2 separate regions of the Mus musculus genome follow, and region 2 is linked to region 1. Evidence: chromatin loops called from intact Hi-C (ENCODE). Cell type or tissue: gastrocnemius. All regions are shown on one strand.

Region 1 (8,000 bases):
TTAAGTCCCACTCGGGAAAATAAATCCAAGGCACCCTGGGAGATCCAACAGTGAGATCATGTGACTAAGCTCCTGTCTGAATGGGTGATTTGCAATCCAGCTTGGCCGTCCAGGGCTGAAGGCAAGCATGCCCATGATCTGCTGGGGCTGGGGAATTTGTGGAGCTGTCCCAACAAACCTCTACCCCTCATACAGGGCTAAGAACTAGCACAAGGCACATCAGCCAAACACTTCTCACAGCAAGGAGAAGATTGAGCAGGATTCCTTCACAATCCAGGGCAGCTAACACAATAAAGAGCCTTTTGGCAAGCAATCACAGCTGCAGAGGCCACAAGTTTGTCCCCAGAGCCAGAGAGGACAGAGTGACAGCTACCAACAACCACAAGGAAAAAAGACAGTTCAGGGGTCAGACCTATGCAGACCAGGAACATACAGAGGCCCAGCTTCACCTAGTGTTTTCTTAGACCTGTGATAAAGGAGACATCATTAGGAAATGGAGAGAGAGAGAGAAAGCAGAGGGGGCAGAAAGGACAAAAACCAAAACCCTTGGTCCATGTACCAGACTACATCTGGCCAGATGTGTGTGTTCTATGGGCCTGCATGGTGACAGCTGGACTTAGAACTCCGGTAGGTTAAGAGGAAGACACTTGATGTCACTGTCCTTATCTAAGCCAGGGGTCCCCTAAGACTTCATGTTCAGAAAACCTGGCTCCCACTTGCTGACTGAATTACACAGGCAATGGGAGAGGCCCCCAGGACACACAGGATCTTGACGAATCAAAGCTATCGACTCCTCAGTTGTGTAGCCTCCAGGATGCGTTTGCGGGAAAGGCCTTAGAAGGACACACGCAGCCCTGCCACTTTGCTGCTGTAGGGAGGGGGTCTTCAGCAGAGTTAACACTGCAAAGAAAGGACTTGGCTCCAAACGCTGATTCCCAAGAGTCTGTGTGACAACGGTCTGACATTGACAGAAGTCCAGGACTCACCCCCTGTGTCTGTCTAGGCGCACACAGGGAGGATGAGAGGTCTCCGTGGCAGGTAGTCTGGAAGCCTGGGTATGGACCCACTCTCCTCACTGTTACTAAGTTAACACTAAGGAAGCGTGAGAAGCATGGAGCTGTCTGTGGGGGCAGAGGTACAGAACTTGCCCAAGAACACAGCTCTAGAACCCAGCTCTCCTGACACCTGGGCCAGTGCACTGTGAGTCACCTACTCTCTTACCATCATCAGTCTGCATAAAAACCAAGAAGCCACAGTCACTCCTGCACCCTCTCACAGAAGGACCCAAGGAGAAAAGTATATGCAATCTTACACAACCACTACATTGGGAGTTCACTGCTCCTACTAGGCTGGACTTTCCCCAAGACAGGGTCTATGCTCTTCATCTTCCTTCCCCATGCCTGACACAGCCTATGCTAATGCCTTAAGTCCACACTGGCTAAATGAATGAGTTCTAAGAAGTTTAGGGCACCACTCAGGAATGAGGCCAGTACTTTCTTACTTATAAATCCTGTTTCTGGGTAGGAACCTTATCAAATTTATCTCTACGGATGAAGGAAATCCTCAAAAATAAGCCAGAAACCAAAACTAATGAACGTAGACTTCAAAACAGATACTTAGGTAAAATTTAAAAACAAACAAACAACAACAACAACACCCCACACCTCCATGGGTCACAGTTGCCATTCCTTCTAAGGAAGGTTAGAACTTTCTACCTAATACCAGAAGGAACAAACAGGTCCCATGTCACAGGAAGGACCTGTGTGCATCTCACCAGTAGTTAAGTGCCAACTCACAGGCAAAGACTAATGTTTCAGGACATTCTGTGTAATTAATGAAACAAAGAAGCACCCAGGCCTGAGTGTCTCAGAGGTCAGAGCAGAAGTGATAAATCACTTATAAAAACAATTCCGTGAAAAGACATACAAAGGAAAACAAGCACAAGGCCATGCCCTTCCTAGTTAAACAGAGTCCTTAAAGAAGGGAGGGGCCCTGGAAGAAGCAACAGTGAGATCACGTGACTAAGCCCTGAGTGGGTGACCTGCTGGACAGCCAGGTGTATTATAACACTAAAGTCGTGTATGATAGACAGGAATGGGAGTCTGGCGTTATAACTACGTGGTTTTGTGGCTACGTGTGCCTTTTAGTCCTCTTGCAATAGAAAGGGATGTATCAGATTTGATAAAAGTTATCTCACATAATTGAGAATGAAACGCTATAGGTTACAGTAATCCATTACTTGAGTTACACTGTACAGTACAGCTCACTGGGCATCGTTAAAATCTTACCTAATTAAAATAGAAAGACAGGACTCAGAACCCTGAAGTTCCCCTTGCTCTACACAGTTCTGCATAACCATGTGAGAAGCTTTAAAAGCAGATATCCTGGGCTGGGCAGCTGCTTCATACACAAGCATGAGGACCCAAGTGTTAAAACAAGATGTGGTGACTCTCCTTCACTGGGGAGGCAGAGTCAAGGGGATCCCTGGTGCTCTCGGGTCAGGACGAATCAGCAAGCTCTAGGTTCAGTCAAAGGCCTTGTCTCAAAACACAAGGACAGCGATTAAAAAGGACAGTGATGACAACCTCTGGCTTCTACACACACACACACACACACACACACACAGAGAGAGAGAGAGAGAGAGAGAGAGAGAGAGAGAGAGAGAGAGAGAGGGAGAGGGAGAGAGAGAGAGAGAGAATATGCCCAACTCCCATACAACAGCTCAGAGGTTCTTATTAAGTTCATGAAATCTGTTATTCTAAGAGCCGGCGATCTGAGACATACTGCAGGACACATCACTCCAGGCAATAGAGAGCAAAAAGGGCTGTGTGCTGACCTGGCCTGGTGGCTCTGTGATGAGTACCAGGGGAGACAGGAAAGAGTAGGTAGGTAACTCAAAAGCAAGAGATGAAGGATAGTGTGCTAGGAAGGAGGAGATGGAGAGTCACTCAGGGGCAGAAGCAAAGGAGCTCACTGAGTCACCAGGTGTGGGGCTGAAGACAGGAGTGTCCAGAGCCACCCAAAGCATCCCACCAGAACCCAGCTTACATACTTTGTGTCCTCCAATGCCCTCAGCACAAACCCTGCATCAATTAAGACCTCAGTATCTGTGGTTGAATCCCAAAGAACAAGAGGGTCACTACCCCTGTAGTCCTATACCCCTGAACCTCCAACCACCAAACCCTGAGGATGGAGCTGAGAGGGGGTTCATTCCATTGCTCCATAAGTCATGAAATAACAGAATGGTCAGCAGGATTCAAACCAACAGGACAAATCCACCATCAATCAAAACAAGAACCATTAAGTAAATATAAGAAGAAAGCATTTAAAATAAGAACCCAGCATCTGAAGACCTTTCCTTGTTTAAATAGAAATCTGGTCCATACGCTCAGCCCAAAACATGATATCTCCATCAAATCCCCTCCCAAGCTCAGGGAACCCTGTAGAAGAGGAGGTGAGGCTCTAATTCCTCTGTGTGAAAAGCCTGCTCTATATATTATGGTTTCCAGATTGGTGTTCTTGTGAGACTCCTCAATGTGTGAATGAGTGGGTCTGTGTTTCTTGTGCCTTCTCTTGGGCCCTCTTCCTTCTGTTCACTTGCTTTGTCCAATTCCAATGTGTTTGTTCTTGTTTTATCTTATTACATTATATTTTATTATTATCCCTTGGAGGTCTATGTGTTTTCTACTGAGAGATAAAAGGGGGCGGGTCCAGATAGGAAGGGAGGTGGGGGAGGGGAGAGGGGAGGGGAGGGGAGGGGAGGGGAGGGGAGGGGAGGAATGGAATCTGGCCCAGGTCAGTGAACCCTATGGATAGCACTGAGTATCAGCTATGGTCTTTCTCTCCATGAATTTCTAGGCAACAAAAATTCTTCCTATAGTAGACACAGGAAGCTAAGGCACATGGAGACTGCACTCAGGAACAACTACTGGCTCCCTACCGCCTTCAGGACACTACAAGCTTTGAGCCAGGTCCCCAGCCCAACTGCTTTCAGGACAGAGTCCTAGCCCCTCAGCACAGCATGCAAGAAGGTGCGGTATACCTTGGCCCCTTTCCCAAACCCCCTTGTCTCTCCCAGCCACAGGAACCATCTGCCTCCATACTGAAGAAAGTCTCAGAAGGTAGCCCAGACTCTCAGCAAGTCTCCGATGCTCTCTGAGCCTCTAATTCCACCGTGTAAAAAGCCTGTGCTATCTAATTTACAGTTGTTGTGAAGCCGTAAGACCCTGAATACAAATGGTTCTCACCATTCCACAGAGCCCCAGCAGACCCCTGTGGAAAGTTCTGATCCCAATTTTCACACTCAGTGTCATTTCCACCTCTGCGTCACAGCCATCGCTGGTGGCCTGCAGCGCCCTCCTTCTGACAGCTGCTAATGCAATCCTTTCTTCTCCTCAGGCCCCTCCAGTGGCACTGCTATCCAGGATGGGCCATTTGCGCCGCCAAAGCTTCAACCCATGTAACTCTGGCCACTGGCCAACCCCTTGGCAATCACCCAGTGCCTTCCTGGTCTGTTTTAATTCTCACCCAGTCTTGACTACCGGAGTTCTGTGAAGTTTTTGTATCACTAGTCCCTGGGATGGAATAATCTATCACATTTCTCCCCATTTTGAAAGACAGTACGGTGACATGGCTGGTACACGGTGGTGGATTGCTCAATCCCTCGATCTGGAAAACCAGGACAATGTGTGTTAGACAGCTGGCATTCATTCCTGCCTACATCAGGGGCCTTGAGTTCGCTCAACCCCGTGACCATAGGCCATTTGAGGACAGCTGGCAGGAAGGAGGAGACACCAAAGAACGCTGGGGTTGTTGTGGGGCAGCCACTGCAGGTCTACGGGAGTGAGAGAAAGGTGAAAACTTCGCAGGCATGCAACACAGACTCCTTTCCGTATGCTCTGATACCCTCCACTGACAAAAGCAATTAGGAGAACGATAGGTGTCACTTCACAATTCCAGGTCACAGTTCACCATCCCAGGGAAGTCAAGTGGCAGGAGCTTGAAGCATCTTGTCACATCCAGTCAAGAGCACTGAGAGAATGCTTAGTGCTCAGCTAGCTCTCTCCCTTTTATCTAGCCAAGGAATTCTAAGCCTAGGGAATGGTGCCACCCATAGTGGGTAAGCATAATCAATAGAGTTCCTACACATGCCCATGGGAAAACCTGATCCAGAGAGTCTCCCACTAAGACTCTGTTTCCAGGTGAGCCTCAGTCCTGTCAGACTGACTGTTAGATCTAACCATCACTACATTGTAAAGAAGCAGAAGGGGTTCCTGCGACACTCCTAAAGTTGCCCAGTGTGCTGATATCCATCACCTCCAACAGCCCAGCACTAACTCCTCAAAAGTGAGTGTTGGACTGTTTGCTTGCTTGCTTTGGAAATGAGGTCCTACTGTGTAACCCAAACTGGTGCCTCTAGAATTTAAGGATGACAACCAGACGTGTGTCACCATGTCAAGGCTTCTGATGTTTTTATTTTCAGTAATAAAATGGTTTCTGAGGATGGGAAACAGAAATATTTCATTACGAGGGTATTTTAAGGTTAGGGCTCACTCTATAGAGCCCCAGAGAGACAGCCTTCCCAACAGCGATCCTAAATTCTCAGCCATGTCCCTGTTCTGCCCAGGGCTGAACACCTGACTCATCTGGAATGACGATGACAAGCATGCCACACAAGGATGAGGGTGGGCGCCTGCTTACTGGACACTGGGTCTAGATCACTCTCATCACAGACACAGATACACACATTCCAGTACAGCAAGACACGGGTGGGGAGTTGGCAGACATTGAGAGCCATGTGGAAGAAACCATGAAGCCAGACCAGATACCCAGAGAAGAGCAGTGCTCAGTGTCCACGTGGTCTCAGAAGGACAGGACCAGTTCCAGGCACAGCGGACCTGAGGTGAGCTGTGTTGCTCCTGGGCTCTGGCCTATTGGACTGCTTATTACATCCCTAAGATAGATGTTCTTTTACTTAAGCCAACCGAGGTGGCTTTCTTTTCCTTGTAACCAAATATTCTCTGACTATAGCATTTTGTCAAACCAAACAAAACCACTCCTCTAGGAAAACCCTCTTATAATCTATTTCAACTGACAGCAACTATTTTTGTCTGATTTATTACCACTGAGCGCCCTTCCTCTGGAAGGGGGAAGGGCTGCGATCTCTCTTAAAGCTAGGCTAGTTTTACACCAGCAGGGCCAGCCTGTGTGTGTAGCCCTTCATAATGCATTTGAACTAGTTTGGTCAGCTTACCAGGAAAGCAAGGGAGCCACCACATCAGTATCTCTGTTGCTAAGGCAACTGCTTACTTTCCATATCAACTGCACACTCGTTGCTATGGAGACGCACATACAAAAAAAAAAAAAAAAAAAAAAAAAAAAGTCCTTCTCTGGCCAGGGACCAGATGGCAGAGAACTCACCGAAGTCTTGGGGTAGGGGACTTTGCTAAATAGGATGCTAAACGGATGTGTCCTGGAGTGCACTTTCTCTCATCACATAGGAGATGCAGAGCTACTCCAAACACATTTAGGATTTGCATCCTTATTGCAGAAAGCAAAGAGCTAAAACAGAGATCGGACTTCTTTCTGACTGAGAGGTAATCCAGGAACTCTTGGTTCCGTTCCCTGTGCACTTCTTAGTTATTCCATTGCCTCTGCATTGCCTAACTTACACCTGGACCCTGACTTTCACCGAGCTTCATGTTCATACAGCAAACATTCAACTTGAAGGCTCTACTTAGATAGTTTAACGGTAGCTCAAAAAAGAGACAGGCAGACAGACAGAAGACAGACAGACAAAAACATTGAGGCTCGGCATGGTAATACAAACCTTTAATCTCAGCACTCGGGATGCTGAGGCAGGTGGATTTCTGTGAATCGGAGACTAGCTAGGGTTACATAGTGAGACCCTGTTTCTAACAAAAAAACCCTATCTCAAACTGAACACTAACAAATTCCTACCCTACCTCTCCACCCAAATGTGCCCACGTACCTGCACCCACAGACTGCGATCTTGAAGCACGCCAGAGTAACCGTCACCACTCAAAGGCCAATACTCTGCTCCTGTCCCTTTAAATGTCCAATTCTGCTTCTATAGATTTCCTGAAGCCTTCTTGCTGCTCTTTGGACATTCGCAACCATTACCACCTCAGAGCCTTCGCAGGGCTTTGTCTTGCTGTCCAAGGCGCGCCCAGCCAGTTCCTCTGAAGAGCCTCTTGAACTCACCGCCCTCCTGTTCCCTTCTACTGCATCTCCTCCCTCTAACTTTCTTCACCGCACCCATCACTACCTGCCCGGCCCACGTAATGAAGTGCTGTTTAGCTCATCTTCCACCCCCCATCCTTAGGACAGTCTAGATCACCCAGTGTCTGACAGGTACGGCCTTTGTGAACTGTTCGTTGTTAAATGAAGGGAGGCTACTTTTTTCTGCAAATAAGAGTTAATTTTTACTTTGCAAACTCCGTGTTCCTTGAGGTCTTCCGAGCTCAGCACAAACACTATCTATCGCCTTACATGACATCATCCACAGCTGACTCACCCAGCATCCCGGGACTTACACCAGCATCCCGGGACTTACACCAGCAGTGTTGGGGGAGCCAGGGGGGTGGGGGGGGGGGGGTTACGTCCTGGCTCTGTGCCAGGCAGCTTGGAGTCAGTGTTCACATGATTTGACCTTTCTTTCTAAGACAGCATATACAAAGGTTCTGCTTCCTGAGTGTCTTCAAGCTAATGACATTAGTTGAATCACTTATAGGTCTTGTCCCAGAGGACAGGCACAGCCTTCCAAGAGACACTTCAAAGAGATCCTGTAAGTGGAGGGGAACCCTGGACTAGAGCCCCTAGGGTCCAGAGGAGACCTGGAACACCCTAGGAGCTGTAAGGGGAAAGATGTGGGAGCAGCCAGCTCTGCCAGTATTTACTGCCTCCTGCTGAGTTCAAGGCACAGGTACTCAAACAAGCCCAGGCGGGAGACCTAGCTCAAAATCAAAGGCTCTGTTCCT
Region 2 (8,000 bases), 66 kb before region 1:
AGTCTTATTCTTGGTGTTCCTCAGGATGCTGGTCAGGTGAGGAAAACGGCCTATTTGTCTGGAAAACAGAGATTCTCCTTAGTCTCCTGGAGACAGTTTCTTTGATAGTTATACCCACCAAAGATGACAGGAAAATTAAATGGTAATTTGGGAAGCTGGTGACACAGCAGGAGCCCTGCCTAAGTGTGTCATCAGGGAAGGGAGCCCAGGCTCCCCAAAGTGGATTCCTGAGGAACAAGAACAGGTAGAAGCTGATGCTGGACTTATTTACAAGCTGGCTCGAAAGCAGAACAAATCTATTTAAATTCCTGAAAAGTAGTCACTGACGTCTGCCAGAGTCACACTTGCGACTGGCACTGACTGGCCTTTGTCTGGATGCCTCCCCCGGCACATTCATAGCTGCTGCCCTGCACTAGAGTGACACAGTCCCTTGTCCTCCTCCCCAGGTGTCTCCTGACAGCCGTTCTTATAGTCATTTGGTTGTGATTGTTCCCCAGGCGCCTCCAGAGTCAGCAACCAGTAAGCCTGAGGAACCCTGCACCCCAAAAGTCACACTGGTCCTCTTCCAACATCACAGGGGCTGATGCCAGGGCAATGGACTCCCCCTGTGTATCTATCTCACTCCTAACAGCATGCAGCTTTCCCAGGGAACCCAGAAAAACATCACCCCACCCCCACCCCCTTTCTGGAAGCAAAAGCCAGAGAACAGTGCTACACTTCCATGGCAGAAGTAAATCCACAATGAACATAGCCTTGGAAAAGTAAAGTCAGCTGGGCCTTGGGGGCATGGGCTTGTAATTCTAGCTCCTGCAGAGGTAGAGGCAGGAGGATCGTAACCGCAAAGTCCGTCTGTGTTACAAAGTTTCTTCAAGGCAGGCCTAGGCAAATTAGTGAAACCCTGTCAAAAGGGGACTAGATACAAAGCCCAGCGGAAGAGCACCTGGCTAGACCTGAGGGAGACCTAAGTTCAATATGTAATACCCCTCCACCCCCACCCCCTCCCCAGGGCAGAGGGGCAGAGACCTCTTGGCGTGTTCAGGGGCTGAAGCGCTACAAAGCTCTACACTGAACACTTCTCCAGACATTTTTCCTAGGTGTAAAAGGAGGGTGTGGCTGCACTGGATATTCTGTTCTTCAGTTTTGATTTTATTTCTTTCAACTGATACATAATAGCTGTGGTGCGTGTGAGTTTCATATGTGTGTATACAGCAGGCAAAGATGATAGCCAGGTAATTGGCATATCCATCACCTCACACACTATCATTTCTTTGTGTTGGGAACAGTCAAAATCTTCCCTACTATTTTGAAGCACACAATTAATTGTTGTCAATCACAGCTACTCTACGGTGCAGGGAACATTAAAGTTATTCTTCCCACAGAACTATTCCCTGTTCCTTCTGCTTCTAATTCCTATGGCATCAGAGAAAGTCCACATAATTAAAGCCTTCAACCTACTCAGGAAAACCTCAGGCTCCTGTGGCCTCCGCTGAGACTGCTTCCTGACACGGGATGTGTAGGTTCTACTTCTCGTCTGCTGCTAACTGGCTGTGGGATGCACCCTTCTCAACAGAACTCTAACCTGAGAGTTCCTGAAGGGTGTGGCTCCTCTCCCTCTCTCCTGCCCTCCTTCTCCGATGCTTCTCTCCACCTCTGCCTTCGTCACGGGAGTCACATGGCCTCAGTTTGAGGACTGCTCCGTTGCTGTTGCTCTTAGCTTTTCTAGGGAAGCTCCTTTATATGTAGGACATCCTTTAACTGCATGGAGCTGCTGAACCTTACACAGGAGATCCATGCACGCACTTAGCAATGTTTTTACCTTTTATATAGTCCAGGCCATCTAGCAGGTGATGAAAGGCACCGGCCTCTGGCTCCCCCTGATCGGTGCCACTTCCAGGTTGCTGAGCGCCACACCTGCTCTGGCTTCCTCCTCTGGCATCCCTCACATTCGTGCTCTTTCATTCTCTGGGTACCAGGCTGCTTGTGGCCTCCCAAGTACAAGTAAATGCTCTCACCTTAGTGTCTACTCTAGGCAGCTACCCTCTACTTAAAGCAGCTGCCTTCCCCATCCTTAATGCAAGCTCTGTTCATTCTACACAATGCTGCCCCTCCAGGCTGTCTCCTTTTCTCCACGCTCCATGTATAAAGTAGATAGAGTCTGTCTTTATATGCATCACACACACTCTTAAGTGGATGGCAACAGCAGGTGTATAGCAAATGCCTCAGAAAGAAAGGGAGGGAGGGAGGGAGGGAGCAGGGTATGGTAGCACAAGCCTTTAATTTCAGCACTCAAGAGGCAGAGGCAGGCAATCTCTGTGAGTCTATAGTCTACATAGTGCCTGGTCTACATACATAGTAAGCTACAGGACACCAGGGCTACACAGTGAGTGAGACCCGTCCCAAAAACAAAAACAAATAATAAAAAGGAAGAATGCTAACTAGCTCTATGAAGTATACAGACCAGTTACCAAAACCCTCTTTTTTTTGCTAAGTGCTCTTTATTCAGAATGGTGACGTCACTTAAAAGTGTCAAGCAGGAATAGTAAGGGATCCAAGGCACACACACACACACACACACGCACACGCACGCATGCACGCACACATGCATCAGCCAGTTCCTGATATCTGTTGACTTTTGTCGTCTGCAGAAGCAAAAGAGAACTGAGAATTCAAACACTGAAAGTCTGGTAGCTGTTTCTGAGTGAGAATAAGTCGCTGTCTTCTCAGACTGGGCACTCTGCAGGGCAGTCCTGCCATCGGCCCCTATCTCTGCATCTGGCTGGACTCAGAGCCAAGGCAACCAAGCACTAAATTAACACTCCCACAGCTGCAAAGGTTCAAGGGCTCTGAACAGGGGTGGCCTACCTAACTGAAGGACAGATATGCATGCCCCTTTGTCTCCCATATCAACAGGCTCAACCTCTGCAGTCCCACAAACGACCCTCTGTCTCTGCGGCTGCTGTTGAATGCAGCTGTCCTGGCTCTTCCTGGTGATCACTCCTCTAAAAATAGCTCTGATGCTGTCGCAGGGAAACTTGAGCAGGTCCTGAAAGCGGATCCCCTTTTAGTCTGAGCTGCTTCGACTTTAAAAAACAGGCAGCTATGAACATACCTTCATGTGTCTGCATGATGCTCAAGTAGTCATGTAGCTCACAGCAAAACACAAAAGATAAGACAACACACACAAAGCCATGCAAATGACAGAGCCGCAGCACCAGGTCTGCCATGTCAGACTGTCGTGTTTGAGCCCAGACTGAGAAACCTGACTGTAAGAGCAGATGCCATGAAGATCCCGGGGACACATCCTGCCAGTCCAGACTTCTGACTGCTTGGGGGAGGGTTAGGGCAGGTGGTAAAGAAATTGATTACATAGAAAGACTTGTAAATATGGGGTACTGGGTTCTTAAAAGTCCTACTAAAATTTGCACCTATTAGCTTCAACAGGACACCAAGATTGTCTGAGTGTGGGGAGTTATCACCAGAGATACAGTCATTTGAACGACAGAGCGGACTTTATACACTACTGCATCTTTAACAATAATTTCTTAACAAGACAAAAGGATTTGCACTTATTGCCAACAGCTTGCTGGCAGCCAACACCAGGCAGGATGAGCTGCCTGGCAAGAGTCAAGCCAGCTCCCCTCCCCACCCCCACCCATCAGAAAGGGCCACTTCTAGATCTAGACTAACTTCAAAACAGATAAATATTTAAATTTGATGTTTGTTAAGAAATTGGGATGGAGAATCCAAGAATGACTCTTATTAAATAGATCTATAATGTAGATTTGCCTTCCGTTCATGATCACAGAAACTTAGGTGCTTCTATGACTTTTCTGACTCTCACAAATATGATACTAAACAAATCACACATTTGTATTTCAACCCCCCCCCTCGGCAATCGTATGTGTGTGTGTGTGTGTGTGTGTGTGTGTGTGTGTGTGTGTGTGTTTTAAGAAGAGTGTGAGAAAAGGGGCCTGGGAGACCTAAGCCTTTGTAAAATGTCAGTCACCCCAGATCTCTCAAGGACACAAAAATTCCCACAGGTGCCTAGAACTCTTTACACAAGATAGCACAGTATATGCACACATGCACCAGCTAATCTCTGGGTTACCAAACACAATGCAGATGCTATATAAACTGTTACAATACTGTACTGTTTAAGAAGTAATGATAAAGGGCATGTATAATATGTTCAGGATAAATTCTATTTCAAGGGCTGGAGAGATGGCTCAGTGGTTAAGAGCACTGACTGCTCTTCCAGAGGTCCTGAGTTCAATTCCCAGCAACCACATGGTGGCTCACAACCATCTGTGAGGGAATCCTATGCTCTCTTCTGGTGTGTCTGAAGACAACTACAGTGCACTCATATACATAAAATAAATAAATATATCCTTTTAAAAAATTCTATTTTTTCCCCCAAGTAAATATCCTTGGTTTTGTGGATGTTCAAGCGTGAGGGTGTAGAACCCAAAGATACCCAATCAGGAACCACACCATCATTTTCATGAATTCTTACAGAGGCGGAGCTCAGCAGCTTCCTGAGGAGTCTCCCTTCCTCTTCTTCTGCTCTAAAGAATCTGCTTCATCCCCATGAGGGGAGCTGAGGAGAAGGCGCACGGGCGGGCGGGCGGGCGGGCGGGCGGGCACACACGCGCGCGCACACACAAACACACACACACACACACACACACACACACACACACACACACACCAATCCAGCTCTGTCTCCTGTGTAAAATATACAGCATTTTCTCTAAATTAAACTCTATTCATGTTTAAAGCTAAGCCATACAGCTTAGATGGGAAAGATGGCTTACAGTGTTCCGGAGTGTGGATTAAAAGACCCCTATTTAATGGCATCTGCAGATTACATAAGATTAAATTTTTAGTACCCAGAAATAAAACTTTAGTGGACACAACAAACTTGAGTGTGCATGTATGTGTGTGTGTGTGCTAATTTTATACTATATATTTACTATTTTACTCTTTATAGAAAAAGCCTACAGACGCCTACAGTGAGGGGGGAAAAAGAGGCTAGTTCTTGGAGACAGAAATTGATTTTAGATGAACTTTAAACATAACAACTGAAACAAAGCAAACAACCCATTTGCCACCGTGAGGCCCCTAGTCTGGGCTGCTCGGAGAATGCATTATTCAGTGACTGCACTACCAGAATTCCCAGAAAATAGTCCCCATGGAATGCTAATTTCATTACTATTAAATTTCATAATCATGACTTGGAATCCATCTCCTTTCAGCTAACCCAACCCTCCCTCCACCTCCGCACATACAAATTCAAACTGTTTTTGCTTCGACTGTCTCTCTCCTCCCTGCTGTTATGAATGGAACAATCTGGGGGCTCCTTAGATCATCTGTGTAAATCTACACCAGTGTTTAAGTGGAAATAATTCTGGTTGTTCAAATCAAAGCATGCAGACTGTTTTCAGGGCTGAGGGGAGTATGGAATCAATTACGGTGGGTGTGTGAGTAAGTCTGCCCACTAGCTAAGGCTAGACAGAGCGTGAGCCCCTTGAGGAAGTCGGATCAGAAGAAGGTGTGGGCATGCTCACGCTCGCTCGCTGATTTTGTTGCTCTGTCCTTTGGGTGCCGCGCTTAACACTGCTTGCAGCTTTTCCTGTAGCTCCCTAGTTGCTTGACTTTTGCCTCATTGCCTCATTCTGGTGTGTGTGTGTGTGTGTGTGTGTGTGTGTGTGTGTGTGTGTTTAAGTGAGACAGGTGGACCTTTCTCAAGCTCGTCCCCACCCTAGTTTTTGGGACAGTACCTCAAGGAGTTCTCCAACCTGGCTAACAGGGCTGGTCAGGCCCCAAACATCCTGTTTCTGCTTTCCCTGTGCCAGGATGACAAACCCACAAACCTGGATCTGGCTTTTAGGAGGGTTCTGGGAATGGCTCTCACACCTGCACGCAGCGTCTCACCCTTGAGCGAGCTCCTCAATCCCAACATACATGTTTTGGATGTATTTTGCATGTATTCTGCATGTATTCTGCATGTTCACAATGAGATTACCCAAACCATCCCAATCCCACTGCCAACCAAACCTTTAAGGAGTGCTATCTTTTAAGCCATCTAGGATCACTTAGGAATAATCCTATAGTAATCACTGATCAGCAGAAAACCAGCTCACCTTTTGCCGATACACATAACCCTTGGGTGCAGCACACTGGCATGAGAAAGAGAGAAAAGACTGCCAGACCCTGTCAGTATTCAAGACCACAGCACTTCTAGAAGATCCAAATGGACAATGAGAAATTGTATTTATTCTCCTGCTTATAAATGACAGAACTACTCGTCCTAAGATGGTTGTGAATCTTCTAGACTTAGCTGAGGATACCTCCTTGCTCTGTTTTCAGCAGGCCCACCATGCTGGCTGAAAGAATGGCAGTATTTCCAGTCTGCAGTGGGAAGGGCTGCTAGGAGGGCTGAGGACACCTGGTGAGCGAGCACACTGCTCTCCTGAGGCCGGTGGCACACCTCTTACCACACATGCCTACACTGATGGTCAAGCTGCCCAGCAACTGGGAGAACCGATGAGCAGATCACAAAAGGCACCCGTTTCAAATAACCAGTGACCTACCTAGCTTGGCCTGGAAAAAAAAAAAAAAAGAGACACCCAGAAACCTGAAGGTCAGTTATCTCCTACAACTCTGAGGAGGAAGTGCATGCAGAAAGCACTGGAGGCCAAAAGGCAGCTGGGATCTGAAGGGGAAGCTAGGGTGCAAGCAGAGGGGCTCAGCTTGTAGAGAAAACAACGGTGTCACGGCAGAGGGCAGGCACAAACAAGCACGCCCTGAGATGGGTCCCAGAAGCCTGGACACCTGTTCCCTAGCTGTGAGCATACACACTGGTCTGAGCATACACATTGTTCTGAGCAGACACACTGGTGTGAGCAGACACACTGGTGTGAGCAGACACACTTGTCCGAGCAGACACACTGAGCACATGTGTGCAATGTCCCAGATGAATATTCCAGCCCTGCTTATTATTCCCTTATGTAGGATAGTTTAAAAGTTTCTTTTACAGAAGACCCCAAACTACAAAGTCAGGTTTGAGGGTCCCCCACCAGGGTCACCCCTTTATAGGCCATTCTACTTCACTAGGTCTCTCCCGTGTGAGAGGCTTGGGATTACTGTAGCTCCTGTGGATCAATATTCTAGGACCCCAAATCTGTGCTTCTGGAAGTGCTCTAGCATGCTCCATCTGTCCTGGACCTCGTCACAGCCCTATAGAGGACAGAAACAGGGAGGCCCCAAATCTAAGCCCCAGCCTCTCCCATCACACAGGAGATGCTGATAATATACGTGTGTGTGTGTGTGTGTGTGTGTGTGTGTGTGTGTGTTCATGCTCGTGCGTACGCGTGCATCTCATGGCACAATCTATGCTTTAACTAATGTAAAGGAACTCAAAAGCTTCGTTTACTGGTTCGGGGCAGGGAAGGGCGGAGCCACAGATGAGCCAGGAGCGGTGGAGATGGCTTTCTATGCAGTTTTCCCAGCAACAGCGGGAGTTAGGTTGGAAACATGGTCCAAACCATAAAACTGAATTTTGTAAACATGGGCATCTGAGTTTGGATTCCTGGCTGTTTCGAACGAGCAAGATGCCTCAGTGTCATCTCAGTGTAAAACTCGGTGTCATTACAAAGTCTGTAATGTCAGATTACACGTGCGGCGTTTCCAGTGTGGGGATATCCAGACGATGCAGACCCTTGTGGGAAAGTCTACCACATGACTGAAAGAATAATGGTGACTAGGAAACACAAGGAGGGCTCTCAATCCCTGCAAAGATTACAGGAAAAAAAAGTGGCCCACCAGCTCAGCTTCAGGAATGAATGTAGATTCTATTCCAGGGCTTATAAGGATGAACCCAGGCTTTAGAATTCACCAAAAGCTGTCTCAGCTCCACTTGTTCCCCTGATGCAGAGAAGACAGTTTTTCTATTTCATCCACATAATGGAGACACACCAGCATCTAGGCCGCCATGCTGT

Evidence for each region. Peaks named below come from ENCODE experiments on the same cell type or tissue, not always from the same donor. Only the 100,000 strongest peaks of a DNase experiment are listed, where the experiment ranks them.
Region 2: a loop joins it to region 1, with 2.7 times the contacts of the local background. A loop is called at or near these places in 1 of 42 quality-filtered maps.

What each region holds. Positions count from the first base shown.
Region 1 is chr12:99,369,779-99,377,778 of GRCm38, forward strand. All of the region lies in intron 2 of Foxn3 (forkhead box N3), which reads right to left. Among named protein-coding and RNA genes, the nearest start is that of Gm51999, 18 kb to the right of the region's middle. In gastrocnemius, a CTCF peak has its summit at 4,355; DNase peaks (open chromatin) are centred at 4,037, 4,469, 4,739 and 5,799; H3K4me3 peaks cover 922 bases; H3K27ac peaks cover 7,491 bases.
Region 2 is chr12:99,303,412-99,311,411 of GRCm38, forward strand. The region is part of intron 3 of Foxn3 (forkhead box N3); the gene reads right to left. Gm46371 (a long non-coding RNA gene) reads right to left here. Exons shown (of 2, transcript XR_001780668.2): 2 at 5,681-6,603. Among named protein-coding and RNA genes, the nearest start is that of Gm46371, 23 kb to the right of the region's middle. In gastrocnemius, no CTCF peak of the experiment used is centred here; DNase peaks (open chromatin) are centred at 441, 3,276 and 3,577; H3K4me3 peaks cover 3,314 bases; H3K27ac peaks cover 7,773 bases.